Regions from separate parts of the Mus musculus genome. Here regions 1 and 2 are each linked to region 3. A link is a loop called in an ENCODE intact Hi-C map of the cell type or tissue named here. Cell type or tissue: gastrocnemius. All regions are shown on one strand. Links, peaks and the distances in the headings refer to the core of each region. The heading gives the core; the rest is flanking DNA.

Evidence for each region. Hi-C counts contacts between places; a loop is a spot of excess contacts. Peaks named below come from ENCODE experiments on the same cell type or tissue, not always from the same donor. Only the 100,000 strongest peaks of a DNase experiment are listed, where the experiment ranks them.
Region 1: it touches region 3 in a loop (3.0-fold over the local background); 5 of 42 quality-filtered maps call a loop at or near these places.
Region 2: it touches region 3 in a loop (5-fold over the local background); 14 of 42 quality-filtered maps call a loop at or near these places.

Annotation. Positions count from the first base shown.
Region 1 is chr6:5,130,773-5,141,660 of GRCm38, forward strand. Ppp1r9a (protein phosphatase 1, regulatory subunit 9A) reads left to right here. Exons shown (of 16, transcript NM_001363809.1): 12 at 3,245-3,402. Among named protein-coding and RNA genes, the nearest start is that of Gm46949, 18 kb to the right of the region's middle. In gastrocnemius, for the core only: no CTCF peak of the experiment used is centred there; a DNase peak (open chromatin) is centred at 5,460.
Region 2 is chr6:5,293,633-5,304,520 of GRCm38, forward strand. Pon2 (paraoxonase 2) reads right to left here and starts at 4,708. Exons shown (of 9, transcript NM_183308.3): 1 at 4,580-4,708. The coding sequence starts at 4,653. It overlaps Gm52887 (a long non-coding RNA gene), which reads left to right and starts at 6,655. Exons shown (of 4, transcript XR_003956397.1): 1 at 6,655-7,810. In gastrocnemius, for the core only: a CTCF peak has its summit at 4,803; DNase peaks (open chromatin) are centred at 3,789, 4,188 and 4,706; H3K4me3 peaks cover 1,755 bases; H3K27ac peaks cover 2,114 bases.
Region 3 is chr6:5,377,210-5,388,097 of GRCm38, forward strand. It overlaps a transcript of Asb4 not described here. Among named protein-coding and RNA genes, the nearest start is that of Asb4, 7.8 kb to the right of the region's middle. In gastrocnemius, for the core only: CTCF peaks have their summits at 5,508 (motif pointing left) and 7,144 (motif pointing left); DNase peaks (open chromatin) are centred at 3,040, 3,507, 3,835, 5,525 and 3 more places; H3K4me3 peaks cover 3,575 bases; H3K27ac peaks cover 1,296 bases.

The sequences.
Region 1 (10,888 bases), core at 1,352-9,351, 250 kb before region 3:
TGATACTGTGATTCTTAAGTTGCATAGTGGAAGAAGATAGCATATAATGGATGAACAATGCAGATATTGCTACCAGGGGCTACCCAGCAGCCCCTGTCTCATGTATCCACACACTGATTCTTCTTGCCTGTCATTACTGAACATCTTCTTATAGACAGTGTTCCTTCTAGCATCCCCCTTGTGTAAGTGCTATCAGGGTGACAGTTCTCAGCACCACTCCACTCTTCTGGTTCTTAAAGAAAATTTTTCACTTCTCAGGATGGAAAATAAATTACTGGTTTGTAATCCATAGTCTCTGCAATAAAGTCTGATACTTGATTCAGACTCCCAGAAGTTGTTCACTGTGGGCAATGTGCTGTGGGCCACGCAGGTAACAGACTAAAAGCACTGCCTCTCAGACTTGAGCTAAGTGCATCTTTCCTAGGCACAGTTTATGATGAGGGATGCTGAAGCAGACGGTCCACATGGCCATTCAGGGTTGTCTAACAGCGGCACTAGGCAGGCTACTCCCTAATAACAGGACTGGTTAGTCTCTACTTGTCTCCATGCCTTCCACTACGTCCTCCAGTCTCCTCATTTCATTTCATTTGCTCACTACAAGCAATGGAGTGACTTCTGTAGTCCTGTGGGTGGGATGCTACCCTGTGTTTAAGTGAGGATTCTATTGCCAAAGAAACCATATTTACACAAGTGGGATATGCACCTCTTCTGGGGGTATCTTTTGTCATCTACTACCCAAAATTGTTGTCAAACCATAAAACCATCTGTGAGGGAGTCTGTCGCTAGCTTTCAACAAGCCTTCCCTTTTCCACACTATTTATAGTATACATATGGAGTAGATGCTGACGAGTTGAATTTTCTAGACTAGTCCGAGCACCTATGATTTTGGAACTTTTAAAACACATATCTATGGTATTAAAACCTTGCAGTATTGACTTTTCAACACCAGCTAAATTGGGGTGGATAGCTAGTAGCCTGAGAGACAGAGCATAGAATCAAAGCAGCTCATCAGCTAGCTGTGTAGAGGAGGGCAAGCTACTCCAGTGTTCGAGCTTCAGGAGAGGACACAAGCTGCTTGCTTGTTGTCTCATGGGTCTGTAATGAGGGACAAATGAGGTGGCCTGTGTGACAGCACTGTGCATTACTGAGCATGCAATCCCACTTTGAGACAGAAAAGATGGAAGCTGTGCGTGAACTGTGCTATTTGTAATTATATTATTGCTTTCATCTGCGTGCTGTTCAGCATTTTTATGTGTAAATAGAGAGTGGATGTCTGACTTTCTCCCAATTATCACAACTAATGAACTCTTAATGGGCAGCCGCAAATATAGATTTTATTGGAGGAAGGAAATGAAAGTGACGAAGGTGACTTTTTTTCTCCATTGGCATGTAAAAGTAGAGACTCCTAATTAGAAAACATCTAGTTATTCTTTATATTCGCTTGAGCCGTCTGACTTCTCTGAGAGTTCACTCTTCACTTGAGTATAGGAAATGAAAAGCCCAACCTTCTGTAAATATTGTCATTCAGCGACATGTCTCCTGAGACTAAAGTACACTGAATTTTATTTGTTAGAACTATATGCCAAGTGCCCAGTGTTATAAATAAGAGAAACCATATGAAGTCCTTCTATGCTTGTGTTTTATAATATGTTTAGAGCACGTCTTTAAAATAATTCTATATCTAGAAATGCCCTGTACTAATTAATGATGGTTGCCGGACATTCTTTTCTATTAGTCCAAGTGTTTAGTTTTCTATAACTGAGTTATTGACTTATTTTTAGTAATATAAATCCAGGGTCACTTAATTTCTCGAAAGTGACTTTGTTTAATGACTGCCATCCTGAAAAGAAGAGATGTGATTAATCATCAAACGATTTTATTTACAGCAAGTGATCAAGTATATCTATGTAAAGAGTAGTTCCACTCCAAATAAACTTTATTCCAATCAATACTCATATACTGCTACCTTAGTCTTTATATTCGTAGCTAAACTTCTTCTTCCCCCATTACACCTAACAATATTACAAATGCTAAGAACCTGTTAAAGAGGACTACAGAAAGGCTCTTGGTAGCATTTTTTATTCCACCTCTTTTTCATCCTTTGTTGGGTTTGAGTTTTCTTATGGATTCTCACACATGATAGCTTTGAATTCAGAGAGGTGTTCATACCTTAGCCTCCGGAGTGCTGGCATAACAACCAGGTTCTGCCATGCCCAACTGCTGTTACTGTGGTTTTTATCTGTTTCTGTGGTTGTTTTACTTTGTGTCTTCCCTCCTTCCTTCTCTCTTTGTCTTTTCTATTTAATTTTTGGATTTTTTTAATAAAAATTATGTGTATGTTTTGCCTGCGTATATTATGTGCAACACATCTATGTCTGATGTCTTGAGGTAAAAGGATCAGGCCCCGGGGCCTGGAGTCGCAGATGACTGAGAGCTGCCATGTCTGTGGTAGAAACTGAACCGGGGCCCCAGAAGGTCAAAAATTGCTTCTAAGCATTGAGGCCCCTCACCCTCTCCTTCTCTTGAAGTCCTTTTATTTAAAGATGAAAACATTTTTCTTTGGAAAGCTAATGTAGTTTTCAATGAGAAGAGAAAGCATTCAGAGGAAGAAATGGAAGAGAGGCATCAACACATAGCTTGCACTATAGCCTGAAACCTAATGCCAGGAGCAGCAGCCCTGTCCTTCTCCCTCTACAGAGCAAAGAGTTACACTCAGTAATGAACTGTTGCTCTGTCTCTGTAACCAGATCTTGTTTTAGGGAAACGGGTTAACTTAAATTTGCTCGGATTAAATAAATTCACTTCTAGTTTTTTTTTTTTTTTTTTTTTTTTTTTTTTTTTTTTTTTTTTTTTTTTTTTTACAGAGTTCAAAGGGAAATAAATTAGATATTCAGACAATGGAGAGCAGAGTGGCTCAGCCTATTAGTGAATTGCTGTGTTCATGGTCACCTTCTGTTACCCACACTTGACTTTGGCAAGTGGACTTCATCCATAGAGTCTGTAGGTCTCTTGTAACTGTGATTATCAAACGTTCCAACATGTGTGTCCATATGCAAGTGCACTCCGCTGCTTTATATAGTATGCTGCAGAAAGGGTGTCACCTGTGGAGTGTTAGACAAGCTGGAAAAATTGGCTTCTGTCCCCCTTGTCACTGATAGCCAGTGGCTGGGTTTCAGTGTCTGTGGTCCCCTCCCATCCTCTCTACCATTTTCTCTCACAAATTATTTTGCAATACTCTCCCTAGACCTGAATGAAGCAGTCCCAGAGACAGAGCGCCTGGATTCGAAAGCATTGAAAACCCGGGCCCAGCTCTCTGTGAAGAACAGGCGCCAGAGGCCCACAAGGACACGGCTCTATGACAGCGTCAGCTCAACTGATGGGGAGGACAGCCTGGAGAGGAAGGTGAGCACTCTCAATGGCTGGCAGACTCTTGCAGAGTGTCGTTGTCCACCAGTGTATTTATTGAACGTGATAGCGGTTTTACTGATCTGTGCCTTACTTGGAAGAAAGTCTCCTAAATTTGTATTCAATTGCTATATGGTTGTCATTTAAATCCTTTCCTCCATTCAGTAAGGTAGCCAAAAGCATTATCCACATTGCCGTATTTCATAGTGGTGCCTTTGATGTTCGGCTGTTGTTTTAATCTAGTGGAAATAATGAACATCCCAGTAATCATTTCTACATGCCTTAGGTGCCTGTGTTAGCTGCACAGTTGATTTGGTGAGTAGTTATAAACTGTGCATTCTCGGCGGTAAGCCAACAAATAAAAATTCCTTTCCCAGGAAAAGGTGAGGCCGTTTCAAAGTAAACGCTGCCCAGTCCTGACACTCAGGCATAAATCTGCTCTATGACCTCTATACCAACAGCCCTCAGACACTATAACCACACATATGTTACCAAATCGCTTCTGCCCAAGGCTTGGAGAGTTTCTTCTCCAGAATCGGAGTGTGGTGTCACACTCCTCACCCCCGTGACGAGCCCTAGGGCCTTCTCATCCCACCACACGACTGAGTCTCCAGGAGGATCACAGCATCCAGAAGGGGACCCTTTCTCCTCTATCTCGGGAGACACTTCATCCTCCTCGACTTCAGCATCCGATCATGACACAGAAGACTCTCCTTGCTGCCACCAAGCCACTGAGAAAGCGTTACAAGAGAAAGGTACGTGAGTTTGTTTTGTTCTTCCCCTTCTGGTTGATGTGGCATCACTAATAACACAATGTGTATGGTGTAAAACTAGTTTTTTTTTTCTCATAGGCACACAACCTTAGAGCACTGCTTTCCTTCTTAGGTCTTAGGGAGTAAGAGAATTCCCACTGCCATGAGGCTTGTTTCGTTTGTTTTTACTTTTGCCTGTCAGTTTGATCCTTTTATCACTTTATCCTTCCCCCAATGTTCTGGAAACGGTCTAAAGGTTGTGTACACTATCGCCTGGAGTCCATGAACACTAACAGCCATGTGAGGGGAGATGTGAAGACCGAGTGATGGTAAAAATTAGCAGTTGATGGATTTGTATTTAGTAAAGTTTTTCTAGTACTGATTTCGACGGTTATCATTATAATAATCATTATAGTGATCAGCAGTTATCATTATAATAATCATTACAGTGATCAGCATTGCAGTGTGACAGGATGGCACAGTAAAGATAAATGCAGAGCCCGTAGTCATGAGCCCAGACAGACACTTCTAGTGAAGCTAGAACTCCAAAGTGGTGCTGATAGACTTGACTTTTAAAAATATTCCTTTTATTTTATGGGCATGGACATTTTGCCTGCATGTTTAAGCAACGTCCTCAAAGGTCATCACATCCACAGACCTGGAGCTCTGGATGGTTATGAACCACCATGTGGGGGTTGGGAATTAATCCCAGGTCCTCTACAGGAGTAGGCAGTGGTCTTAACTACTGAGCCACTGTCTTTTAATTTTGGTATATAAAGCAGTACATGTGTGTTCAGATAAATTGAATAGTGCAGAGAAGTATAAAGCGTAAGGTTTCCCACTTCACATGTGATGTGTTCTTTTAAGGTAACAGTGCAGTACTGGTCATGTTATTTTTTATATAAACAATGTAATTTATACATATACACAGAACAGAAACTTTTTCAACATATATATATATTATATATGTGTGTGTTTATATACTTCCATTTTTTAAAAATGCACTCTTACTAATCACATGACTAAAACTTTACTGTACAAATAATATTTTATTAGTACCTATGAATATATACATATATTTAAATAACAAGTCTGCATATATGTACATATCTAAGTGAAACCCTGTATCTGTCTATTAATAATTATATACAAAATTACATATGATATATACAATGTGTATTAAGAAATATATTCATAGTCGAGACCAGAGAGAATTCTTGATGGTCCAAGCATGTGGACCCAAGTTTTGATCCCCAGCATGCACAGGTAAGCTAGGCCTGGGGGCGTGTTAATCCGCAGTCACGGTTGGTTGAGTGATACAGGCACATGCCTGAGTTCACTGGCCAGCCTATCCAGCCAAGTCGTTGAGCTCCAGCTTCAGTGATCCATGCTGTCTTAATAAAGAAGATGGAAAGCAACTGAAGGACACCTGACTTCCGTTTCTGGCCTCCACATACATACACATACACACACACACACACACACACACACACACACACACACACACACACACACACACAAACAGGGAAAAGGATTAATTATGGCAACCCTGCTGTGTGATTGAAAATAAAACAAGAAACATGGATAAGTGACTTGCAGTTGATCTGTATAGTCTCCATATAGCAGGAAATCGGGTAAACGACACAGACATGGCTGCGACAAGACATCGACAGGGTAAAGAAGATGACAAGAGCTATCTTGTCATATTTATAGAGAGCAAAGATGGCAGATGATTTAGAGGTGTACACAAAATTTTCGGTTGCAAATGGGAGTGGCAAACAAAGTGTGCTGCCTGGGACAGCAGGGTCGGGAAGTAGCAGCAGGAGCAATGCCAGGAGACCTCAGGGGTGGAGCAACAGGCTGTTCTGTGGACTCTTACCGTAGTCTATGCCTAAGAAAGAATAATCTGGATTTTAACTATCAAAAAGCACCGAGCATACAAAGTTAACAGATGGCCTCTTAGCATTTGAATAACTCCAAAGGACTGATTCCTTTTTAAAAAATGAAAAGCAGATAGAAGAAATCAAGTCACAGTTCCCCAAAGAGAAGGTGTCCATTGGTTTTTCTATGATCTGAGAAGGAGACAAGCTTCACTGATGATCAGAGAGACAACACTTTAAATTAATTGCCAAAATTGCCAGCTCCTCGGACTAGATGGAGAGGCTCTTCCAGGTAGCAGCAGCCCTGGAATGCACCACACGCATGCACTGTGGGCACGGCTGCACGTCACTGCACATTAGAGAGTTCCACCGGCGTTGGACACAGAACCCCAGCTGACCCCACAGCCCACAGAGCCTTGGGACTGTGGTGCACACTGGAGTTCTCCTGCAGCACTCTCCAGGGTTTTCTTGCCTCTGCCTGTCAGCTGCTAGACGCCGCCCCCTGTCAAAGACCAAGTCCTGTTCACAGCTCTTCAGAAGCTGCCCACGAGACGAGGCAGACACTGTGCTTAGCACAGAACACGAGTGGAGACCAAAAAAAAAAAATTCTGTTAGGCCCACAAAACAATCGGACATAATTGTCAGTTTGATGAACAGCGTCACTGTGATGTTGGTTACTTCCAAAGTGATTAAAGGTTTTCAAAACCTTTGATTAATCAAAGCATGGTTGTGATAGCACCTTCCCAGAGCTAGACCTCCAGTAGGTTCCCCTCCATCCCCTGAGCGTGCACAGGTAGATATTGGGAGAAGGCCAAAACAGAGGCTCATTCTTTGGAGCTGCTGATGCTTGGAGTCCCATCGTGCGAGGCTATGGGACAGAGCATCTGACCTATAAGGCAGGGTTGTTTCTTGCATTGCTTTGTTTGGCTATTTTCAGTGCTAGAGATTGGAGCCAGAGCCCCTCACATGCTGGATGAATGTTCTACCTTTGAACTGTGTCCTAGCCCCACAACTCACTATCTAAAGGCATAACGATCAGAAAGTGAACCCTTGCCCAAGAAAACTCATGGGGTCTTTCAAAGGCAGTGCAGTCTTATCTGGACTCCCTCTGCCTTTTGCTTCTAATTGATGGCTGCTTTGAAGTTGGCAGCAGAGTAATAAGCAGATGTGAACCTTCCTGGGCCCTTAGCAGACACAGCGCAGGAGAAAGCACTCATCTCCACCTCCATGGTGCTGTCTTGTCTGTGTCTCCTTTGAAATTAACTAGAACTAAAGAAGAAGACAGGGCATTTCTTCTCCAGAGAGAAGAAATCTTGGGCGTTCCCTTCCTCAGGTCTCCTGAACTAACCAGACTGCTGGGTAACTGAGCAGAGCGGTTCACCGACCTTTATTTAGTCCTAACTTAGAAGCAGACGAGCGGGAGGCCTCCTGTAGCGGACGCTCTGGATCATGGTTTCTGCAGGCGGAGTCAATTTGATGACCAAAAGCAGCTTGGGGAGGAAAGGTTTATTCCGTCTCATACTTGCAGATATCAGCGTATGGTCCAGGGCGGTCGGGGCAAGAGATCAGGAGAAGAGGAGACAGGAGCAGGGACTCATGCTGATGCTCTGGAGGATGACTGCTTACTGACTCACTCTCAACATTAGCTCCCAAACCCTCACAAATCAGCCCGCTGAGTGCTCTCAGTTCACTCTCTCCCAGCCCTCCCTACCCTAGGCTTCTGTGATGGTAGACTGTCCTCTCTTGAACGCCGTCACCCCACAGACATGTAGGAAAGAATTGGCTTTCTTGGCATTCTAATCTCAGTATCTCTGCACCTTGGCAGATGTCACCCAGAGCTGTCTCATCCACTGGCTGTCACACAGTGCTCTGAGGAGCGGAGGTTCTAGTCATCAGTTTTCAAGTCCCCGACGTCAATCAGATACACTAATCAATACACTAATCAATACACTAATCAATCTAATCAAGCTCAGCGTGCTGGATCATGCTGCCAAAAACTCGGAAAACATTCTGTACCAAAATAGTACTTTTCTGGCTTAGTCTGGGAGGATCAGCTGTCAGAGTAACTACTAGCCTTCAGTCATTCCGTTCTCTCCTAGGTAGTGGATTCATAAATCAGAAAGTTACTCAGTGAGCATAAAATTAGAATCAAACTAACCGGCTGTGTTCTCAGAGTGCCCCATTAGTGTGCTGGTGAGCTGCCCGTTCCTTTAAAGCTTTCTCATGTGCCTCAGGGGTTTCACCCAGTTCCCTACACAGACCTACGTGCCATTCAAACATTAAAGGAATTCTGTGCTTCCTTTTGATGAGATTGCTGATGCAACAAATGTTAATGGAATGGGATGTTCCCTCATTGAAATGTAACTCCAGAGCATAAGGTTCTCTAACTCCTGGCATTCCTTGCTGTATGAGACACATCCACTCATCTGAGATGGACTTAAAAAATTCAGGTGTGGTTACAGCTGGCACCCTCAGCATATGGCCTTTCTCTCTCGCTGCCTTCTCAGTGAGGGAACGAAAAATGGCTTTATGATGCTTCCAGGTACAAACTTGACCTCATGTCTATACGGTGGCTAACTAACACCGCACCCCGCATTCCACAGTGGTTTTCCCTGTTACTCCTGCCGCTGTGCCTTCATGTACAGTGACTGACTTAGTAGTTAAGTAGTTAGTGGCAAAACAAGAAGTGTGTGGCAAATAATTAATGCTCAACAAACCTATTGATGCATTACTAAGTTTGACTCTCCAGTCACGTAATGCTGCCATCCAGATGGGCCAGCCAAACACAACAGCCACCAGTTTTGCAACGGAAGAGTTCCTAGGATGCAGCCACACTTTTTCAGCCACAGAAGCATCCCTTCAAGCTGCCATGGCAAAGCATGATGCTTGAGAAGGAGACGGAACATCTTCCCGACATAAAATAGAAAGTGTGTACTCTCTGGCCCATATGGAGGGAATGTCTTCCTGATTGCTGGCTAGAAGTGTCTTTCAGCCGGCTCACCACTGCTTTCGGAACGTGGAGACAGTGTAGTCACTGCTGACTGTCTAGTTTTCAGTCATGCACCATTACTCTCCGTCTATCGAGTCACTTACAAAGGCGGGTAACATGACACAGTGCTTTATTGCAACCCTAAGCCTAGTCCTCCGGCTGCCTTACTGGAATTAGGAGTTCTTACATGTGTCAGTACCTCCATAGCATGTCATCATTTCCTCTCATATTTGAGAGATGAAGACAGAAGGAACCCCATAGGTGCTGTCTCCATGACTTACCTGCAGCTGAATGCCAGTTAAGTCAGCAGAAGCAAAAAAATGAATGAACAAAAAATGAAAACAAAAACAAACAAGCAAAACAAAAAACGGTGTCTCCGCAGAGGGCTGTTACCACAGAGATCTGTGGCCATAAGAGGGGTGGGACTGCTTCCTTTCTCTCTACAAGAGCATCCTTTCGCTGCGATTGGATCTCTACACTTTCAAGGCAGTGAGGCTTTGCCGAGACAAGGGTACCCAGTGTAAATAAAGCACTCTATCAATTTTCTACTCAGTGTTAGGAGTTAGTATGTGAGGTTTCTGTGTGACTTTAGCATACTGCCTGTGCTAAAGCATTCTCAGAAACTTTCATGGAGTTAATATCATCCTAACTAGAACTCATCTTTTCAAAGGCTTTACACAGCTCCCTTCTCATTCATATACTGCAATAGGCCTCTTACGTGTAGATATAAATAAGATGTGTGGCTGAGAATGGAGAAGACACATGCTGCTCTTCACCGAGGAAGTGCGAATTACATGACTACCCAAGGACATTAAAAAGAGGAAGGGATGGGAACGGAGATGCTGAAGGTAGAGTGCTGCTGTGAGCAGACACACAGGTTCAAAGGAATGGGCTGTCTCAGTGGATGCAAGTGTTGGTTTCTTCAAACTAGTGATACTGGGTGTAAAAGCCAATGCGCTTCATCTGTCCTTGGCCCTGTGACTTAACTATTTAGGTACTTCCCCCTAACCCTAGGAAACCACAGACCCTTCTGGGAAGAGAGTCAAAAGAAAAGGACTGTGGGCATGGGGAAACTGAGCAAGAAGGCAGTGGGGGAGGGTGTTTGTGAAGGAGAAGCTGGGCAATGCTGGGCAGATTGGTACAAGAGCCTTGACACTCGTGAGGCTGAGACAATGCTGAGAAGACAGTACCAACGCCAGTCACAGGGCTCAAGACTTCATAACACATGTTTTATCACAAACAGAAATAAATACAGAGATCAGATACATTGCATGGGAAATGTGATTAATTTCTATTGGAATAGAGGAGATACTGGGTCAAGAGAGAAACCAGGTCAGGGAAGTAGATCTGGACAATCCCATCATGTGAGAAGGGCAGTCAAGTGTCTTATCAAACAGATGGCACCCAGGAAGGGCTTTTGGACTCAGGTGCCCAGAGAGCGTGTAGTAGTTTAGAAAACAAGAGCCAAGTTGCTAAAGAAAAAGCTGAAGTGCCGAACTTCTGACTGATCACCAAGGTCATATTGGGGCAGTTCCTAAAACCTAATGGACATCTTACAATACACTAAAGAAATAATTATGCAAAAATATAGTAATCACCTTTCCTTAGCTCATATCACACCTGTGATGATTTTTATGAGGATTCATATATATATAACATGATTACTATCATATATATATATATGATAAAGGACACTATTATTTAATCTTGCTTCATGGTTTCCATGTTTCTTAAAACATCCTTAACAAATGTGTGAGATAATGATGTGAGGTTGCCTAGCAGCAAGCTCTGTGATGGACAGAATCAGGCTCTTAGTCCTAAGATGTCCAAATACTACACCACTAACAGGTTACAGAGAGTCT
Region 2 (10,888 bases), core at 1,288-9,287, 83 kb before region 3:
AGCACTTGTGTGAAAGTTGGATGCAGAGGACCAGGTCTGAAACCCTGTACGGGGAAGGTAGAGACAGGAGGGTCCATGGAGTCTGCTGGTGAGCCAGTGTAGCTGAATCAGCGAGCTCCTGGCTCAATGAGAGACCCTGTTTTTAAACATAATGTAGAAAACAATTGAGGAAGACACTCAATGTTCACCTCTGGCCTCCATGGGAACATACACACTCATGGACACATATAAATGCATACATGTACAAACACACATAGAAGACACACACACAATGATTCTCTGTTAATCTGAAATTCCAACTTAACTGGAAAAACCTGATTGTTTTTTGGGAGGTGGGGGTGGGACAATCAAACTATATAACATTTCACCCTACATTCTTGCATCACTCTATTCGGAGTTTCAGCTTGCCAATGAAGTCACCAAGTCACTAGCTCTAAAATCACTGCTCATCGAAGTTTATCTTAGCCAGAGCTTTATAAAGAAAGCTTGCACCAAGTTGTAAATTACTTACCCTCCGCACCTCTGCATTCAGTGTGTGCATGTGTGTGTATATTTGCCTGTCCATGCATGTACATGGACGTGTATATGTGTATCCATGTGTCCATGTGTGTGCGTGTGTGTGTGTGTGTGTGTGTGTGTGTGTGTGCATGTGTGTGGGTCTATGTGTTGTGGGTGTGTGGATATATATACTCATATATACATACAGAAATCCTATGAGGACACTGGGTACCTTCCTCTATTGCTCTCCATTGTACTGCCTAGGGACAGTCTGGCCTTACAGGCCCACATGGCCATGTAGGATTTTTGCATGCGTCCTTTGGGTTCACATTCAGGTCCTCATCCTTGCATCTCATGCCCTCTACTAGCCATCTCCTCAGTCGCATCCCTGATGGGTATATTTACTTTTTCTTAATTTGTGACTATACCTGTCAATCCAAGAGACTTCAGCTTTGGACCTTAATGTGAATAAGGAAAGGGGGAAGAGTTGACTATTCATCGAGAAAATTTCAGTTTGTGGAAACAATGATGGTTCAACCATCGGTGATAACTGAAGGAGTCTAGGAATTTTCACGTCCCATTTTTACTACTGAAAGCTGAGTGGGCTGCGCAGAAGCACCTGACTGCAAGAGCCTAAAGAGTGCAGGAAAAAACACCAATGGACAACACCAGACTGCACAGCGCCTGCCAAACGAAGCAAGCGATCAGCAGATTTAAGAAATGGCCACAGGATGGGAGGACACACTTGCAATACCATCGCTAACAGCCAGGACATGTCAGAAACCTGCATTAGCTCACACCTAACCCATTAGCAAACAGAGCAATGCAAACAAACAAAAACCCAACAACCCAGTTTCCAAATAAGCAACCACCCTGAGTGGAGACTTCTTGGAAAAAGATAAATGATGGCTACTGTGGTTATGAAGAAATAACCTACATCCCTGATAATCAGGGAAATGCAAATAAAATGTTCTAAGAGATACAATCTTGCTCTAGTTACAACGACTACTGCCAAAAAGAGAGAAAGCAGCAGTGAGCTCATCTCTACTCTGGAGCTTGAACACGTGCTCCCACGGACTCGACATTGAACCACTGAGCCACACACCTTGTTCAGAAAGGCATCCTTTACTTTCTGTGGGTGGAAAGTACTGTGACGTTGTGAAACAGAAACGGAGACGCCCTACAACTTGTTAAAGTGTAAGTCTCGTATATGACCAGCAATCCCAGGACTGGAGATATATCCAAAGAGAGAGAAGTCAGTGCTGAAGAGATGCTCGCATCCCAGGAGGCTCAGGATACATAACAGGCCCCAAATAGGAACAGCCTAAGCGCCCTCCCATCAACAGATAAATGGGAAACGACAATGTGGGGGGACTTATACAACAGATACAGTGAGAGAAAGGGATTGTAGAGGCACGGTGTTGCATGTATGTGGTTTTCATACTCAGGAGACTGAGACGAGAAGATTTTCATGACACAGATGCCAGTCTGGGATAGACAAAGAGAGACCCTGTCTTAAAGAGCCAGGAAGGAAGGAAAGAATGAAGGAGAGAGGGAAGGGAAGGGAAGGGAAGGGAAGGGAAGGGGAGGGGAGGGGAGGGGAGGGGAGGGGAGGGGAGGGGAGGGGAGGGGAGGAGAGGAGAGGAGAGGAGAGGAGAGGGGAGGGAAGGAAGAAGTGAAGGAAGCAAGAATGAAAAAATGGGAAAATTCACAGATATGAATAGAAGTTGAATATAAAAGTAGTTGCCCCATAGGAGGAACAACAATATGAACTAACCAGTATCTCCAGAGCTCCCTGGCACTAAACCACCAACCAAAGAGTACACATGGTGGAACTCATGACTCTAGCTGCATATGTAGCAGAGGATGGCCTAGTTGGTCATCAATGGGAAGAGAGTCCCTTGGTCCTGTGAAGGTTCTATGCCCCAGTGTAGAGGAATGCCAGGGCCAGGAACTAGGAGTGGGTGGGTTGGGGAGCAGGGGAGGAGATAAGGAGTTTTGGAGGGGAAACCAGGAAAGGGGATAACATTTGAAATGTAAATAAAGAAAATATCTAATGAAAAAAAAATAAGAACAGTAGTTACTCAAGGATAAGGCCGAGCCATTGGCGGCAGCGAGACTGGCCAAAGGGCAGAATGGTCTGATTAGAAGACAGGCAGTGCAGTGACGTGAGCTAATAGTAGTGTATGCTTCAAACCAGGAAGAAAGAATGCTTAACATTCTCATCTCAAAGAAAAAGCAAGTGCTTACGGTGACTGCTGTGGTAATCACTGCAGATCTCGTTATATATAACACCTTAGCCCATAAGTATGTGTGTTTATTATTTATCGATTAAAAACAAAGGCTAGCCCGACCCATCCAATGTGTGGAGAGTCTACAGGAGCAGAAGCATTTCCGTGCCATGACAATGAAGCCACATTGCCATTCCCTGGCACAGGCATAAGGCTGACTTTCTCCCTGTTGCAGTGCTCCCACCATGTCCACTTCTCACAGGGCCTTCTTCTAAGTGAAGCTGCAGCTATGGGACACTGGAATTGCCTTGCAAGATGTGCTATACTTTGATTTGACTCTCATTCTTGGGGATGCAGTCTGGGTCTCCTTTATCATTCCCAAAGTGCTTTCCCCATGCCTAGTCCAGCATCTCTCAATGCTTAATGCATACTGTACAAGAGGATTGCTAAGAGAGGGGTGTGCTTCGTGTTGTGATTTTGTAGTGTGGTGCTGGGGCTAGAATCCCAAGCTTCGTGCATTCTGGGCAAGTGCTCTGTCCCTGAGCTACACTGCACATTATTAGCAAAGATATAAACGTTAAAAATAAAAAAAAAAAAGATAAAAGGAAGAAAGAAGAGGAGAGGGGAGGAGAGGGGAGGAGAGGAGAGGAGAGGAGAGGAGAGGAGAGAAGAGAAGAGAAGAGAAGAGAAGAGAAGAGAAGAGAAGAGAAGAGAAGAGAAGAGAAGGAAATCTGACTGTCATGCTGGCGTGTGCCTATAATAGCAGAAGTCAGGAGACCAAAGAATCCTGAGTTTTGAGACCAGACTGAGCTTCAAAACAGAGGATACACAGTGAGACTTCGTCTCAAAACCAAGAATTCATTTAAAATTTAGAAAAGCACCCAAAACCCAAGGCCGATGCCCTATCAGAACCAACTGAATTAGAATGTTTCACATGGTGCTACTTGGACGTCAAGACTCCGGGAGATCCCAATATCCAGGCCCCGTTGCTGTGCCCTTCGGGCTTATTTGTACAATGCAAGACTCATAGCAGTTTGCTGCTAAACAACCAATGAGTGCCGGCGCTTCCCTTTTGCCTATTAGAGAGAGGCCCAGTGTGAAGCACACCCTTCAGACTTGCCCGCCTTCCTCATCTGAGTCTACGTTGCCTCCCAGAACGCCTACAGAAGACTGTCTTTTCTCTTTAACCCTATAAGGAGCTGAGTACTACTGTTCCGGAACACTTTTGCAAGAAGTTTATAAAGTTTGAATTGGTAACTTGAAAGTATGATGTCTACCCAGAACAAACAATCGCTCGCTCTGCTTCTGGGACTCTGGTCAATAAATAAGGAAATGATGTAAGAACAGTAGCTGTCTCTCTCAAGCGTCTTTGATCTCCAGCGCCAAGACGGAAACCCTGAAGTTTCACCAACTATTAATGCTGGGGAGGGATGGGTTCCGGCTGAGCAGAACAGCACCAGTGACCTAAAATGAAGCTGTATAATTAGAGCGTCCACGCATGAGTAATGGTTTTGTTTTCAAATTAAAGCACTGGGTTTGCCCTTGGGGAATTTGCAAAGCTCTCTCTTGTCAGCCTAGGCAGAGGAACCTCGGCACCAGCAAGCGCTGGAAAACTTTTTCCCAAAGTGTCTAGGTCTTGGTGGAAGTGGACTGGGTCGGTTAAACGGAGCACCGGTAGCTATCCGAAGTTCTTCCTTCCATCCGGTCCCCCCCCCCCCCCGAACTAAACAAGCTCTCTCTCCAGTTACCTCCCCCCCTCTCACCCCCTCCCACCCGCCGCGCGAGCGCCCCAATCAGCTCGGCGGTCCCAGCCTAGGGACTCCCGACCCGGGACCCTCGGCAGCACCTACCTGAGCGCTAGGAACCGCTCGCCCAGCAGCGCCAGCCCGATGCCCAGCAAACTCAGAGCCACCATCCGGCCCATGGTGCGGGACCGGCCCGCCGTCTGGCTCGGGCCTGACCGAGCAGCTCCGGACGCTGGGCCAGCTCCCCGCCCCGAGCGCGGAGCCGCGCCCGATCCCCGCCCCGAGCGCCGGCTCTGCAGCCCAGGCTCCGCCCGGCGCCTCGTCCTCGGAGCACATCCGCACATGCCCGCGTGGGAACCCAACTGAACTTGATTCCTTTCACAAACACCCCGCCAAGCCTCCGATCCTCGCGCAGCTGCACCTGCTCAGCTCCCTGAAAACTTTAGGGTGGCCTCTGCGGAGTTCCCTTAATTTAGTTAAGTTTGGGCTTGCTTTTTGCTGTTTTGGCCTGGTGTTTGAGGATACTTTCCCCCTCTGTTGTGTATAATTTTGGCTTTGAGAAGCTAGGAAACAAACTCAGGACTTTGTTCATATTAGGCTAGTACTGAGCCATATCTACAGTCATACACTAGTTTTGTTATTACACATACGTGTGTATAACATTTCTATATTTAAATATAAAATATATTTAGATAGTAATTATTAAACAACACAGAAAGTATATTATATATATATATGAAATCTATTAAAATTGTACTTTTAAATGTTCTTATTGTTTTGAACATAAGGTCTCATGTGGTCCAGGCTGGTAGGGAACTTCTGATCTGTCTACCTCCATATGCCAAGTTCTTGGGCCACTCAAGGCCCTGCCTAGAGTAATATGTTTTGCCTTAGTTCTTTATTTCATATGCATGGTTGTTTTGCTTGCATGTAAGTATATGCACCACATTCATGCCTGGTATCCACATAGGTCAGAAAAGGGTGCCCACTACACCAGGAAATACAGCCAGTGTTCTTAGTGCTGAGACATCTCTCTCGTTCAGACATTTTAAATATTCCTTTCCTTTTTTTTCTTCTTTTAGATGGGAAAAAAGTGGTTCTGGACAGGTCTTATATAAGAAGTTAGAGTTGGAATTACATCCTTTTATATTAAGATTTATAGCCAGGTGTGGTGACGCACACCTTTAATCCCTGCACTTGGGAGGCAGAGGCGGGTGGATTTCTGAGTTTGAGGCCAGCTTGGTCTACAGAGTGAGTTCCAGAACAGCCAGGGCTACACAAAGAAACCCTGTCTCGAAAAAAAAAAAACCAAAAAAAAAAAAAAAGATTTTAGACTAAAACACCACAAACTCGGGACTCACTGGAGTACTAATCAATTTTCTCTTCTTTCTCCCTTTTCATTTTAATACTTATTGATATACACTTATAAAAATATAAAGAGGGAGGGCACTCGTTGAGATTGCGACAGCTACTGGGTATAACTTGAAATCAGTTCCTAATTGTTCCCAGTGCTTAATTCCCACCTGCAATGTTTGCAGAAGCTACACAGTCAGTTCCCGGGGACCATCCTTTTCTGACAGTGTTTTGTTATTGCAGCTCGAGGTGACCTCAGATTTGAGGCTCTCTTGCCTTGCCCTCGTGAGGATTACCAGCAGATGCTGGCACATCAGGCCAGGTTTCTGTTTTGTAACCAACCATTAAGGAAAAGCAGATGCCGGTTTGTACCTGGCCCCTCACCAAAGGGAAAAGAAAGAGATCTTCCTGTTCCACACATCTGTGACCAGCCCTAAGGGACTCTGGGATGTATCCACTGTCTGATAGACAGCTGAACAATTGCTCTTTCAAAGTCCCAGAAGATGTACTTTTTATGCACTTTCCATCACAGATAACTTCGCAAAATACTGTTTGTCAGGGCACACAGTTAGGTGGGTAGGATTGCCAAAGGGATCAAGTGCACTGAAATGTGATTATCGAAGTGCTTTGAAAGTGAGTGTATGCCACAGAAATACAGTAATGACACAGCCCTTCTCATCTTGGCATGGGAGCCACCCTGTGCCCTTAATGGCATCTCTGAGTTAGGTGTGATCTTAGCACAGCAAATCAGAAAGCTCTAGAAACATTCTTTCAAAGGAAGATAAAGGGCCAGGGCTGGTGACTGACTGGAATCTCACCATGAAGCTAAAACAGAGACTGGAGAATATTGGGTTTAAAACTAGTCTGAACTAGATAAAAGGCTGAAGAAAAAAATTCAAATGAGGTTAGGTATGTTATTTAAAGATACATGTAACAACTATAGTGACAACTATTGCTTCTTTTGGTAACAAAAATTTTTAGTAGTTTCTTACCTTCATAAATGAAAGAAATGCAAAATTTCCTTTCAAATCAATGTTTTTTACCTTCATCCAAAATTATCAACAGCTCTGAACTAACTAACCTACTTATTTGTGTTTTTCTTCTCTTTCTAAGTATCCTGCCTCTAAAATATACCCTCGGATCCTTTAAATCATCCACGAGCCTCTTAAGTGAAGAGATCCAACTTGGGATGTCGCTTCTGACTGACTGCATAGACAGGCATTGAATTTTACCATCCGTGGCATGAATCATCAGGAGAAACCTTGCAGATACCATCAAAATTTAGGAGGGCGTGGTGCTATTACCTAAGTTCCTGGCTTAAGGTTGAGAGTTTGCTCTAGGATTCCTGACTCATCTGAGAGGTATATAAAAGTATGCCTCATGTATTGTGAGACATGCCTCCGGAACCGTGGGGCAAGAGCCGGGCAAAGCGCCTCCCCACTTGTCCTAAAGTTAAGTAACAGATCATGGAGTTTTACAATTCGGTGCTATTCTTAATGCCTAGGGAGACACCATTAAGTGGAGTGTTATAGTAATTCTCACCAAGTCCAGACTTGCCCTAACAGTGTTTCCCGACAACAGCTGAGAGACAGAAATCCAATGGCTGGCTTCAGTCAACACCAGCCTCTGACGACTTCTTGTTCTGGGAACACCGGTCTGAAGTTCGGCACACCCCTCCGAGTATCTGAGGGAAGTCGTGCTTCACTTATTTAGTTTGAAAGACTGTTGGTTTTAAAAGTAATATGTCTTTGTCCTTCCACGTGTGCAGGTGTCCATGGAGGCAGGAAGAGAGCATTGGATCCCCTTGAGTGGAGTTAGCCATCCAACCTGTATGCTCGGAAAGAAGCGAGAGTGCTCTTAAGCATTGAATGACTCCAGCCGAGCCCTGCTTTGATTCTGTTAGCAGAGCCAGTCAGGTCAGGACCACTCTGTACTCCACACACGAGCAGTCCAGGTCATCACACTTTCTGATGATGTTGCAAGGTGAAGCAGCTTCTCTCGAAGAACTTATACACAACCATTGGGCTAACTGCCACCATCATATATATATATGACATAAAAAACTCAGCTATTCTACTGCAAGAATGCTAGATTAATAATTGAATTTCTTGAATAACGTAGCTATCTTTCAGATTTTGGGGGCTTACAGGGCAATATTAAGAATGTAAACCCTTGTTTTGTGTGGTTTCTGACTATGGAATAACTGAGTCACTCAGTACTTGTACTCAGTACACATCAAACTTGTGTCAGAACCTGCTTGGTGTATTTGGATGCTCCATTTCCAACAGTGTTTCTCAGTGGGGTGACTGGTTTGTAATTAGAAAATTGCTGTTCAAAAAATGACACCTTTTAATCAAGGCTCCTCAGCTTTGTGTAGGGAAGGACAGGTTTTTCGTTGCCTTTGTAAAATACAATGAAAGTGAATTCCTGGGGATTAAAGTAGAATCTCAGGCATCTAAAACACAAGCCCACATCTTTCACCATATACAGCATTCCCATAACAGCCCCTCGACATCCACTCTTAGCTTTCCATGCCTACCTCACTGTGGACCACAGTGGTTCACAGACTGCAGGGGTCCTGGCAGCACTTGGCCTTTCCTGACTAGACTTACAGTGTTTGCTTCTTTGTGACTTTTGTGGTCCTTTGGAGAGTATTGTCCCATGTACAATACTGAAAGTTTGTGGAGAGGGCCTCACCGTTATGATCATTTTGTGTAACAGGTGACAGGAGTTGATTACTCACAACCTGTTTTTTTTTTTTTCTGTCCTTTCCTTGCCCATGTTTCAAGAAAGGAGACAGATGTTTGTGTTTGTATGCATGTGAGAGAGTGCACATGCATGCTCATATGTGTGTGCACACACACACCACAAGTCCATTGAAGAAATATTATAAATAGGTGGTTATTATAGCAAGAGAAACATTTGTCTTCTTGGTATTTCACTCCAGAGTTTCTTAGAGGGTAAAGAGTCTCTTTCATCAGCCTGGCTACTTTCCAATACATTAAAAAAGCAAAGCCCAATGTGCTTGAGTCTTGGGTTCTATCCCTAACACTGGGAAAAATAAGAAAAGAAAGTAAGTAATGCCATAGCAGAAGCATGAAGATGGTCACATCATATTTTAAAATATTTATAATCCACAAATTACTACAGGCATATTGTTGCTGTCTAGGGGTCTGGATCACATTCATTTTCTTTGATAGTTAAAAAATTAAAAGGAAGGAAAAATTTTGAACACAACAGGTAATAACAGAGAAAGTCTCAAATGCAGGAGTCAAATCAGCTGATGGGGAAAGGCTTATTTAGGGTAAGGACACGCATACACACACACATACACACACAAACATATACATACAAACACACATATGCACACATATATACACATGCACACACACAAACATATATACACATACACACATATACATACACTATACACACAACTACATATACAAACATATACATACATACACACATATACACACATGCACACATATATACACACATATACACATACACACACATGCATATATACACAAACAGCAAGGCACACAAGAGCAAGAGCCTCTACAAAGAGGAAGCAGAATTCCAGAGCCCAAATTTTGTCTCTCCTTGAGGGTTGGGAGTCTTGAGTGTTTGTGAGGTGTCTTTCTCCCTTCTAATAAAGACAGGGAGGTTGATAGTCCCATAACTTTGGAATAAACATGTTGTGATTTGACCTTGAACTTTCCAAACCAGTCCATAGGCAGGGATCCTGCTGGCAGCAGAGAAAGCCCACCCTGTCTTTAGGCCTCTGTCTCTCATCAGGAGTGTGAAGAAGAAATGTGGAAGTTTGCCATCTTTATTCCCCCTTTGTGACCCCTCTCTCTACCTGTCTACCCCCTAGTCCCTCAATACTAGGTTGAAACATAAATTTGTTGATAGAAGTCCAAAACATCCACGAATCTAAGATACAGTGTAATATGCTAGTCATGAAATAATTATTAAAAATAGTTATTCTTAATGGGGCGTGGCCCAGCTATGGATCTCGTTTTAAATTAATGTTTTCAGTTGACTCAATATAGCCTTATGATATATGTAGAAAATAACTTAATGAAATTAATTTAAAAATTTGAAAGTCAGCCTTTAACGTTTTTGATAACTTGAACCTTAGGCCAGAAAGTAAATCTATCTCTTGAGACTTGACTATTTCATCATGTCTGTCTTTAACTTTTTCTCTTTCTAGCATTTTCAACTCCTCAAACCTCCAAACACTATATGAGGTAGATTTCATATTCTTGTGTTCTCAGAGGGGAATATAATTTGTTTTGATGTGTTTTAGGGTGCACAGTTTCTATTGTTCAGAGCTATGCTGCTCATGGCTGTCCTCTCCCAACTATGGACACTGCTTTACAAAATCGAAAAAGAAGACTTAGTGATGAGCCAGCTGAAATAACAGCTCCAGCAATCATTTACTGAGCACTTCCTATTTAATTAACTAACAATCTCATTTAGTTAGATATTATTACTGTCTCTCATTTCTAATGACAGAAATGCGGCCCAAGATTAAGAATCATAACCAGGGTTATACATCTGAAAAGTGATGGGTCCAATCCAACTGTCTTAGTCAGGATTAGTATGTTTGTAATAGAGCACCATGACCAAAAGCAACTGGGAAAAGAAAGGGTTTATCTGGTCTCCACATTGCTGTTGATCATTGAAGGAATGCTCTGCTTGCTTTCTTATAGAACCCAGGAGCACCAGCCCAGCCTCATACAATGGGCTGGGTCCAACCCTATCAATCACTAAGAAAATGTCCTACAATCTTGCCTACAGCCCAGTCTTGCAGCATTTTCTCAATTGAGGCTCTCTCCTCTCTGATGACTCTGGTTTGTGTCAAGTTGACATAAAACTAGCCAGCAGGATAAGGAAATTAATTTTCAGACTCTTGCTCACCCTTGTTAGATTTTTTTTTTTTTGCTATCCATGATAAAAGTAGACAAAATTAGCAAGGATTGAATGCAGTAGATGGTGGTCTCTCTCCTGTCAACATAGCTTGAATGGGTGTACAGCTAGGCTTCCTGCATG
Region 3 (10,888 bases), core at 1,070-9,069:
CCAAATTATGGCTATACAATTTGTGACTTCTTGTGTTTTCTTGAATATATATGTAACGTAGCTACTAAATGCCTGGGCACACACAATTTCTTGAGCAATAAAGGAAACCGGGTATAAAAATTTAAATAGAGATTGCCTTTTCATGATGGCACCATTTTGAGAAGAAGAGAATAATCTTTCAGAACAGAGAACACGTGATGGGATGGCCATTGGAGGAAAACAGCTCCTTCCATCTTCATGTTGCTACGAGAAGCTTCATCCACAATCCACAGATATAAGTCCAAATAATTGCAGGGTTTTGTGTGTGTGTGTGTCTTTTAAAAGAATGAGCACACACTTGCTGTAAGCTTTGCATTCAAAAACATCCTATAGTGTTTTCCTCAACCAATAAACAAGAGAGCACACAGACTCGTGTGTCTCCTGACCACACTCATCCCTCCAGGAGGCCCTGAACCATTGGTTAGGTGTGAGGCTGCTAGTGACAGCCAGTCCTGCCAGACCTTGCAGCTGTGTGACTGAATGGAAGAAGCAAGGCTAGCAATGCTGCCCCATCACCTAGGAAATAGGACTCCAAGGCCCTGGTCCACCTAGTAATTCATTTGAAACACACAGAAGCCTTTCTTCCTTCCTATAGTAAAAAAAGATACTTGCATGTTCTGTCAAAAAAAATCCTTTTTAAATTTCCAGGGTTGCAAGTTCTTTACAAAATAAGCTTAGCTCTTACTGTGATTTATTTTTAGAGACCTCAATTTAACTGATTTTGTCCAGTATTTCCATTTTAGCAGCCTTGGTTTGATTTTGATTAAGCCCTGGATCATACCATAGAACCCTTCCCATTCAGTTAATTTTCTAGTGTTTTCCATATACACATCCTTTGGACCTCTGGTAGCCTGTCTCTGAGGAAGGATCTGTAATGTCCACTGAGTGCTATGGAGGTGGGGGTGGGGGTGGGGGGAAGACACATGGTCCCTTCAACTGTTCTGCTTGCTTCATCGAAGTCAGACATGGTATTGAATGAGCTCTACCTTGCCAGAACCTGAGAGTCAAAGTAATTGTCCCATGGTTTTAAATACAGACTTTCCTTTGCAAAATAATTTTGATTCCTGCTTGCTCTTCTAATTAATGGGAAACAGGAGCAAGATGAGTAGGTCTTTTTCATGTGCCCAGTCTCCAGATGTATTTAAAAATAAAATGCACAAACAAGGTCATACAAGACTTAAAACAAACTTAATTAACATGGAGCAGTGACTTCTGGGAGGAATATGTGCTTCTCTTCTGGATTCTTGAATGTACTAGCTGACTCTACATATCTTGCCTCTCTTCTTCTTCTTCTTCTTCTTCTTCTTCTTCTTCTTCTTCTTCTTCTTCTTCTTCTTCTTCTTCTTCTTCTTCTTCTTCCTCCTCCTCCTCCTCCTCCTCCTCCTCCTCTCCCTCCTCCTTTCCTCCTCCTCCTCCCTTTTCTTTTCAGACAGGGTCTCTCTATGCAGGTCTACCTTTCTCAGAATTTGCTATGTAGACCAGGTTGGCCTGGAACCTACAGAGACCCACCTACCTCTGTATCCCAAGTGCTGGACTTGCGGGTGTTCATCCCCGTGACTAGCTTGTTTGTTTATAAAGGCAAATGTTCAAATGTTTGGGTTTTTTTTTTTTTTGTTTGTTTTTGTTTTTGTTTTTCAAGACAGGGTTTCTCTGTATAGTCCTGGCTGTCCTGGAACTCACTTTGTAGACCAGGCTGGCCTTGAACTCAGAAATCTGCCTGCCTCTGCCTCCCAAGTGCTGGTATTAAAGACGTGCGCCACCACCGCCCAGCTAAATGTTTGGTTCTTAATAAGTCTGAGATCCTAACTCAATATCCTCTTGCTTCAGGAGAGAAATCTCCTTACCAGAACTTTAAGTTCAAGGGGGACTGTGTGTTTAAAAAATTGGATTTGATTTCAGTGGAGGCATAAATGGCAAATTAGTAAAGGCTGCTGATTCTGGAATAGTCGTCATGCATACTAGAGCCAATTCTGGTTGTTTTACATATGGTCTGCTTTATGAAACTGTAGAAGAGAAACTGAAACCACGAGGCTACACAGTATCCTTGTGTCTGTGCTCCTGAACACTACAACATTCTGCCTCTTATCCAACACACAACAGAAAGCGTAAGGACTGGAGGATGGGTCCCCAGAAGGCAGACATGGTGGGGGTCAGTAATAAATTAGGTGATGGTTAGCAATCTGTGGGTTGTCCCCAGGGCTGAGGGAATTGGGTACATGAGGTTTAGACCTGCACTCATATTTTCTCCCCACAGAATGTGTCACAGGCAAAATGGAAAGCATCATTGTTCTATGACACATGGAGTCAGGGCCGTTGCTCAGACCCGTGTGCTGAGAGCAACCCACCACGCAGATTAATGATGTGTTGCTGCCATCTTGAAAGTCTTAATTTTCGAACCAGGGACTCTCGGTTTTCATTTTTCAGCATGTTCGTGGGGTGAGGGAGGGTGGGCAACTCACGAAGCCTCCAAGGTTCCATGTCTCTGTGAGTCCTTTGGAGCTGTAATGCTATGAATGTGCAGCGGGCGCCGAGGAGATTTGCATTCTGCTGCAATGCAATACTCTTCCTCGCAGAAGAAAGCAGTCAGCTCTCACTAATAGGAGTTTTAATGATGCTTTGCCAGAGTCCATGTGCACAGCCTGGAGCCAAAAGGCTCAGAAAGAGCTTTGAATTCAACAGCAGTGTTAACCACAGAGGGAGCCTTTTGCAGAATGATAAAACACGGCTAACCTCAGTTGGATTTACAGCTGGCCCTGCGCGGCCCTCTGCCGAATAAGTCTGGTCTATGTACAAAACTTCAGTTTTGTCCTCCGGGAAGCTCAACCTTCCAATTCAGAAGTGTTTGCATAATTTAGGCAAATTGACCAAAACTTGTAGAGAAAACAAAACTGCCACAGTACAAGAAACCAAGCCGATAGGCCGTTGGCTTCCTCCAGTGATGCTTGCTTGAGAAAGTTGGCACCAGGATAAATAACAGCTCACGGGCGGTGCGTGGTGCGCGTCTAGGCAGCCGGCTGCTGTGGCAGCTCCGTGGCTTTCTCCGAAGTGAACTACGGTAGAGTAAGCAGACTGTCTCCACCAGCACAGCCATAATACCAGTGAGCAGAAACTCCGTGGTGGGGAGGGGCATATCGAGTTCTCCGAGAAGAAAGGGAGGTTTGCACCTCTCACTATCAGTCAGGAGAGTCAGAGCCTTCATAGTCAAAGCTAGCTGCCTGGCTACACTGAATTAATAATGATGGCTAACATCTTCCAGCATTTACTGTGCCCCAGACACTCTTGTAAAAGGGCTTTACACATGTCAACTTAGTTAATCCTCACAACGGCTCAATGAGGTACATATTATTATGATCTCCGTTTTAAAGGTGAAGGGTGGGAGGCACGGAGAGAGGGCAAGCGGTTAAGTCAGGAGAGCAGCTGCCTGGCTGCGGGAGCTACAGGTTTATCCGGGACAATAACAGGCACTGATGAGTTCCTGGTGCGGCCTGGCTGGCTGTGCAGCTGCAGAGCTGGCTGTCCTGTTTGTGCTCACAATAAGCCCCCATTAATGAGGGAAGCACGATTGGGCTTCCTTGCTCTGGCAACCTGAAAGAGCCTATAGAATACAGATGCTATTGTGAACGCCTTTGTAATCTGGAGCTTCCCCCACCCTCTTAAAAAAAAATAAATAGAATAATCAACTTCTTAATGTATCCATAGGGAATTCAGGAAAGGGGTGAAGAAGCCGCTTCTGTTTTTGAGGCTTTTGCAATCATTGTTGGCGAGACAGAGCCAACAGATGGGGAACAATGGGGAGAGACTTGAGGCCTGGTGTAAGCAAACAGCCCTGTAGTCTGCCTGTGAATGGTGTGGGAAACAGAGGGAGGCAGACACTTGATGCCTGGGAGGGGGATGCAAAGGAGAAAGTGAATGGTGCTGAATGCAGTTCCTAATCTTCATTCAGCTTTTCCTGAGCTGAAAATGAAGCCATAAATTACCTTCAAGACCTTTTCCAGCTCTAGTGTACCCTTTTATGCAAGGGAGATTTTTATGGGTGATATGTATTAAAAGTCAGACACACCCAAAACTGATATGCCCAGACTACAGCTCACATGTTCAAAGTGATACAGTTTCTTGACCCCTGTGAGCTCCCAAGTGCATACACATGCCAGCTTTCATCTCACCCTTCCCTTGGCAATTAATCTAATAATGATGTTTCCCCCTTAGTGTTCTCTCCTTGTCTTGAACTATCATGGCATCCCCATGAAGGCTAGAAAGAGTCTCGAAGAGGCTGTTCGTCTCTAGAAACAAAAACATCCTTCCTCTAGTCTCTTGGCCTCTATTTATCAAATACTATTTCTTCAGTGAAGTGTTTCTCGAACCCCCAAACCAGTTGATATAATTTCTCCCTTTTATAATGCCCCATCCTTCCAACTTTTCTGGTTTTGATTCCTATAGACCAGATTTGCATTTTGTATCGTAGTGCTGTGTGGTTTCTTTCATTTACCTGAAGGAACTGAGATCTGGATTACAATTCACTGTCTCTTGGCTTCAGCCTGGTGGATCCCAGTAGCATACAGCAATAACTCAAGTCCATAGCCATTGAGTTATGGTATGTGGAGGCAGGGCTTCCAGCCAAGCCAGAAATGTATCAGATAGCTTTCAGCCAAGGCAATTTATTGTAGCATGTTGGTGTTTGTTCCTAAGTCGCCTTTGCTGGTGACTGATGTACCATCCTTCTAACACTCCTGAAAACCTCATAGTCATGCTGAAGAAAGAAATTCACCCAGGAGAAACGCCAGACGGATCAGGAGTACAAGCTCCCCGCCCTTTTATGCCCTGGAGCTATCAAAGGCCACCTAGCAACATTATCAGACAGGGAAAGGAGGGCATATCTTTGATTTCTCAGTCTTGCCTGGGGCCTTGACTGACAGTAGCTGCTGTTTTAACCTCCATCTGTGTCTTCGTGCCTTTTTAGAAGGGACTCAGGAAAGCTTGCTCTGGCATTATGGGGAATATCATCAACCTAGGAGGAGAATTCTGAACATGAGATGCAAGCTTGTCTTGCTTTCCCACAGCCCAAAACAGACGTATATGACAGTGAGTATGGGAAATAAACATATAGAAGAAAACACGTCTAGTTCGTTTACAGAACGCTTCTTAATACCAGTGACGTAGGAGCAAAGGATCGTGGGTGGGCGGCTACTCCTCCCTGACAAGCCTTAATTACTTTTATATTTATTAGACATACATCTTGAAATGATTCTATAGAATCATAGGCAAACCTATGGTAAAATTTCAGCAGAGAAATTCATCCTCGAAGCAAAATTTAATCAGCAAGGATAATGGTTTATATGGATTAAAACACATTTTTAAAATCTGCGTTTGATTTCATCTAGACCTCGTTTTTATCTGCATTGGCTCATTTCTCCCATTTTTGAGAGATTTTGCAGCTGGTCTTTCAGGTTCATTTTTCAAGGAATACTGCCCTCATGCGGCCGGGTGTGCCAAGACCGCTCACTCTCTGATTCCCTCCAGAGGACGGTCTGTGTGGCTCTGTGAGAGAGAGCTTTTGCTGCTTGAGGCTGTGTCTGTGGGTTCCTTTCGAAAACATGAATCCTTAAAATGCTTGCCAGGGGATGCACTCTGGTGCAGCTTTTGACTCAATTATCTGCTTACTGCATCAATAACCAACACATGCAAAAATAATCAGTCGCTGATCATTTTACACACTCGGAAAGTCCTCACAAACCCGACTCCTTTAAAGTCAGTAGAACGCGTTAGCCTTGCTTATTCCTGTTAGCTGCCTCCTTGTTACGATCCATGTAAATCAGCCAAGGCAGAGAGAACAAAACAAGAATCCTAAAACGTGGTGCGGGGAAACTTGTAAAGGACTGAAATTTGACTCTCCTCAGTAATTAACATAGTGGAACAAACAACGGAGGTGGGCTCTGTACTTTCTTAAAAAGACAAGGTTTGACAAGATACTGTTTCTCAGCTCCAATTCAGCCGTTCTATAGCAAGAATATCTGTAAGCAGACAGAAAATATGCAACCCTTCTCTCCACTCTTCCCGGGTCCTGCAGCTTCATTTGCATGATACACTCCAAACAAATTCTCTGCAAGAATGTCGATTTTACATTATATCCAGGGAAATGCGCAAAGTGCTACCCCAAAAGGTAAAATCAAATCGATGAATCTTTGCAACTGGTAAACTGCTTCTTGGTTTCTGTGAACTCTGAGGGCTAAAGGGCATCCTGGGATCTTAGGAAAGAAGGCTTAGAAGCCTGCCATATTTCTTTCCCACATGAAGGGCAATTTTCTTCCCTAGCTATACTTTGCCTTCAAAAATTTGTCAGAGGTAAAGAAAGAATGCAAACGCTGCCTGGAGTACAATTGCGGGGTCAGTGTTCTGATTGAGACAGAATTATGGCGAATTATTCCCATGAGTTGATTTTGTGAAGTGTGTGCTGGTGTGAGGGTGGAAATACAAGCCGGCGCTAGTGTTTAAACAAGGCTGCAAGGGCAGTTGCTAGGAGACCCTGCACACAGCTGATGCCCCCACTGCGGGCTCAGACGTGCTTTGTCTGAAGAACCCGGCCTTTCGCAGTCAAAGATGACATTAAATGTATAGTCTGTCAAAATTTAGGTGGAGGAAAAATTCAGGTGGACCAGGGCTCGGTTATTGCTTGTGTCAATCTAGCTATTCTGACGTCCATCACCCATTAAGGATGGGTTTTGAAAGGGAAAATATAGCATTGTGCCAGGAACCAAGAGCCTCCGGAAACGCTCAAGGGAATTTAGTTACAAATGCAGTTTGAATACCCCGATATGAAAGGCAGATGGTCTGGGTACCAGTTCCGGGAAGCAGGCGGCCCCAGCTAAGTAATCACTTCAATGTTCCAAATAGAGGACCTTGAGTCCACAAACAGAGACTTCTAAGAGGAAAGGCGCGCGAGTGTGATTTTAGATCCCGCCGTTTACAAACAACCATTTCAGTCATTTGTGGGAACCGTTTAATAGACTTTTATGAGAAACACATAGGCTTCCAGTTTGTAATTTAGACCTTAGAGATGCATCGAACTCGAGAGCTGAAAGTGGCTTAGAAGTTCCTCAAGCGCCCCCAACTGGTGGAAGGAGAAAACTGACCCGCTTTGTGGATAAGTGCAGTCTAAAAAAAACGTTGCTTTCTTGGTTTTCAGAAACTCAGGCAAGACTACTTGCCTTTGTAAAATAGTATCACCCACCCTCTGCCAATGCTCAAGATATGATACCCGGTGAGGAGTAAAGTAGAGGAAAGAGGAACATTTTGAATTTTGTGTTTTGAATATCAGTAGCACGGGAGCCAGAGACACAGTCAGTTAAGATTGCCTGTCTTCTCCAGGAGAGTCATGTTGTTCTGTGAGCATCGAGACCAGAATCATCCACAACTCTTTGTAGTGCTTTTCCGTGTACAAGCACATTCTGTGTATTAATTTTTTTCATTTGTTTCATAAAGTCTGACAATTGCTCTTACACGCTGGTGGTGAAACTAATAAGGATTTGATACAAGGTTTAGTTGTAACTCCACTACCCTACCTCCAAATAAGGAATAACTTCCTTGGCCAGTGATCTCACAGAATAGCTAATTGAAATCTCAAAGTGGTTTGAATTTTTAATTTTGTTTGTTTTGTATTTATACTTCATAGCCAGGAAAAACAAAAACAAAACAAAAAAACCTCTGTACTTTTTTTGCTTTTTTATGAAAAAAAAAAAAAAAGAAACCCCATCAGCACTTCCCATGTTGGAGAAATTAGTATTACTAACCCTGGTACATAGTAACTTTCGGAATGTTGTTCCAGGCAGCCTTGAGAGAACTGAGCTGGTTGGGTTCAAGAAACAGAAGGAAATAAAAATTACCCATCAGTCCCACTCTTAAACTTTACTGCAAAGAGATGTCTTTAGAGAGATGGAACCCAGGGGCTGATATGGCTTCTTTGCATCCTCTTGGCAGAGCTTAGGGGCCCAGGACTTGTTGCTTTAGCCCACAAAGCTCTGTCCTTACAGAGAAAACCAGTCTCGATGTTCCCTCCCCTCCCCTTTTCCTTCGTTCTAGGAGATGCCAACCACCATGCGGGGAGGGTATTCAGACAGGCTCCTGGAGAGACTGTGGACAGAAACCAAGGCATCAGGATCAACTTGTTAGTTAACTAATCAAGTCAGTTCAAAGCGGCATCAGCTCGCCCCTGGCCTTCCGGTCTTTCATCTGAGGTCCCAAGCATCAAAGCGCCAAGATAAGCCTTTCCATTGTGCTCTGACCTAGGGGAAATTACCTGAGAAAAGATTACAAGGTTACATGGTTGCTTCAAGCCAACACATTTGGGGACTGTTTGTTAGGTGGGAAAAAAGAAAAGGAAAGGAAATAAAAACCCCACAAACACAAAAACAAACCAAAGTAAACAAGCAACCAACAAACAAAAAACCCCCAAATTATTTGCCATTTGTTGTTGCAGAGGTCCACACAAGCCTGGGTTCTTTTTTTGTTTGGTTGTTTTGGGTTTGTTTGTTTGTTTGTTTCTTTCCTTGTGCTTATGAGCCACCCACTCACCTCCCCCCCCCCCCCCAAACATTCACATGTGGTTACAGGTTTGAGTAGATCCTTTAATTAGATCCTTCTGTGTCTTTTTTGTTTGTTTGTTTTTCGAGATAGGGCTTCTCTGTATAGCCCTGGCTGTCCTGGAACTCACTTTGTACACCAGGCTGGCCTTGAACTCAGAAATCCTCCTGCCTCTGCCTCCCGAGTGCTGGAATTAAAGGCGTGTGCTACCACGCCCAGCTACAACCCTTGGTTCTTAGTTTTCCTGACTTCTGCATTATAAATAACGATGGTAATTTCAATTACAGTACTAACCCTATTGCCAATTGGTATAGAAAACTTGGATCAGATCTCTGCTGAAGCCCATACAGCTGGAGGCTCTCACTGCATTTGTCCGTGTTGTCTATTAACCCAAGTAAATCTACAGTTAAAGCAATCTCTGTACAAAGCTTTAACATGCAAATATATGAGACAACAACAGCAAAAATTGATGCAGAGTGTCCTGAGATTTTACACAACTCCTTAAGTATGACAGAGGAGAAAAAAGGCGGTTTTCAAGCAATCCCATAATGCACAGCTGTGAGCCCATAGCAAAGATAACCCACTCCTCTGCTGGAAAGTCAGAGAGGGCAAAGGACTTTGCTCCCACAAAAATTCTAATTTCTGAAGATAAGTTTTAGGAATCTGCTTCTCACTTCTTCCCTGTGTTTGCATTTAACAACTGTAGCTTAATAGTGTTAAATCCATGTTTAAAGTGATATAATAAACAAAGGAACCATTTGTGTTCCAGAGATAACACACAGTGGGTAGATTGTGTGGTATACAGCCATTGAGATAACAAGCACCTGGGCCTTTGTGCCTGCTCCCTCAGGTCCCCAGGGAGTACAAGAGGGTTGTGGAACCATTTGCCTCAACATCACTGTCCTGTCAGGAAGGTCTTCCTACCATCAAGATCAGAAGACATGTCCGAGACATGTTGTTAAAGACTAATGAAAAACACGTTGTCCAGGACGGGAGTTTTCATTTTAAGAGACAAAGCGGAGGAGGGTTCCTGTCAGGTCAGACTAGATGGTGTAAAACATGGTCACTTCAAAATGTAGTCTCCTGTGGCCTAAGCAATGGATGCTATTTGAAGCTAAGTCTAGGTAATGACGTCAGGTCTCAGATTTTTTTTTTTCATTAGTCACAATATTCCAGATACGTTGCTATGACTTCGGTGAGAAATTAAATTTCTATTTTTTTTAAAAAAGATTTACTTATTTATTATGTGTAAGTACACTGTAGCTGTCTTCAGACACTTCAAAAGAGGGCATCAGATTTCTTTACCGATGGTTGTGAGCCACCATGTGGTTGCTGGGATTTGAACTCGGGACCTTCGGAAAAGCAGTCGGCGCTCTTAACCACTGAGCCATCTCGCCAGCTCCTAAACTTCTATTTTTTAAAATTCAAATTATCTCTGAATTTTATTCTTTGGTTCTTTGCTTCTAGTAGAATGGTAGAAATAATGTTCTTAATTTTGAAATTTTCTTCACAGAAACTTTGCTTTCTCAAAATATTTGACAAAGATACATTTATTTTTTTACAGCTATGAACCTGGATCTTTAGAAAGGCAGAAGTTATACAAATCAGATATTAATAAGATAAGCTTTTGGAGGTTGGGGCAGTAATTAAGTGGAAAACACTGGCCTAGCATTCATGAGGCTGTGCATTCAACCACAGCATCCAACCCAAACTGAGCCAAAAGACCAGCAGCTGCCCCCAGCGCAGCTGAAGCAACAAGAGAACAACAGAAGCAAGGACCCGGGGGCTTAAATAATAGCATTTCTTCCACAATGCAATGATAAGCCCTGTATCCAGGGTGAAAGATCAATGAGCTAGTTAACCTAGGAAGAAAAAAGTAAAAGTTAAAGAGCAATTAACACTTCCCAGATTAGGCATTTTCTAGCCAGGATGAAGTCTTGCTGGATTAGGAACAGAGATACAAACTGATCCTGGGGTTAACAATACAGTTCCCATCCCTGTTCACATTCTTTCATTGTGCTAGCTTTGCTCTTTATGGTCCCTGCATAAGGGGTGGAGGTGGGGATGGGGGTGGGGGTAGGGTGGAGTGGACAAAAGTGAGGGTGTCTCTGGAGAGAAGTCATACAGTTTCTGAAGTGGCCAATAATTGATTGTCCTAAAGTATCCATGTGGCTACAATGAATGAAGAACCCATAGCCAGTGGCAAATGACTGGAGCCACATACTGTATGACCAGCAGAAGCTAGAAGGTGACTAAAGCTAAATAAGACCCAGTG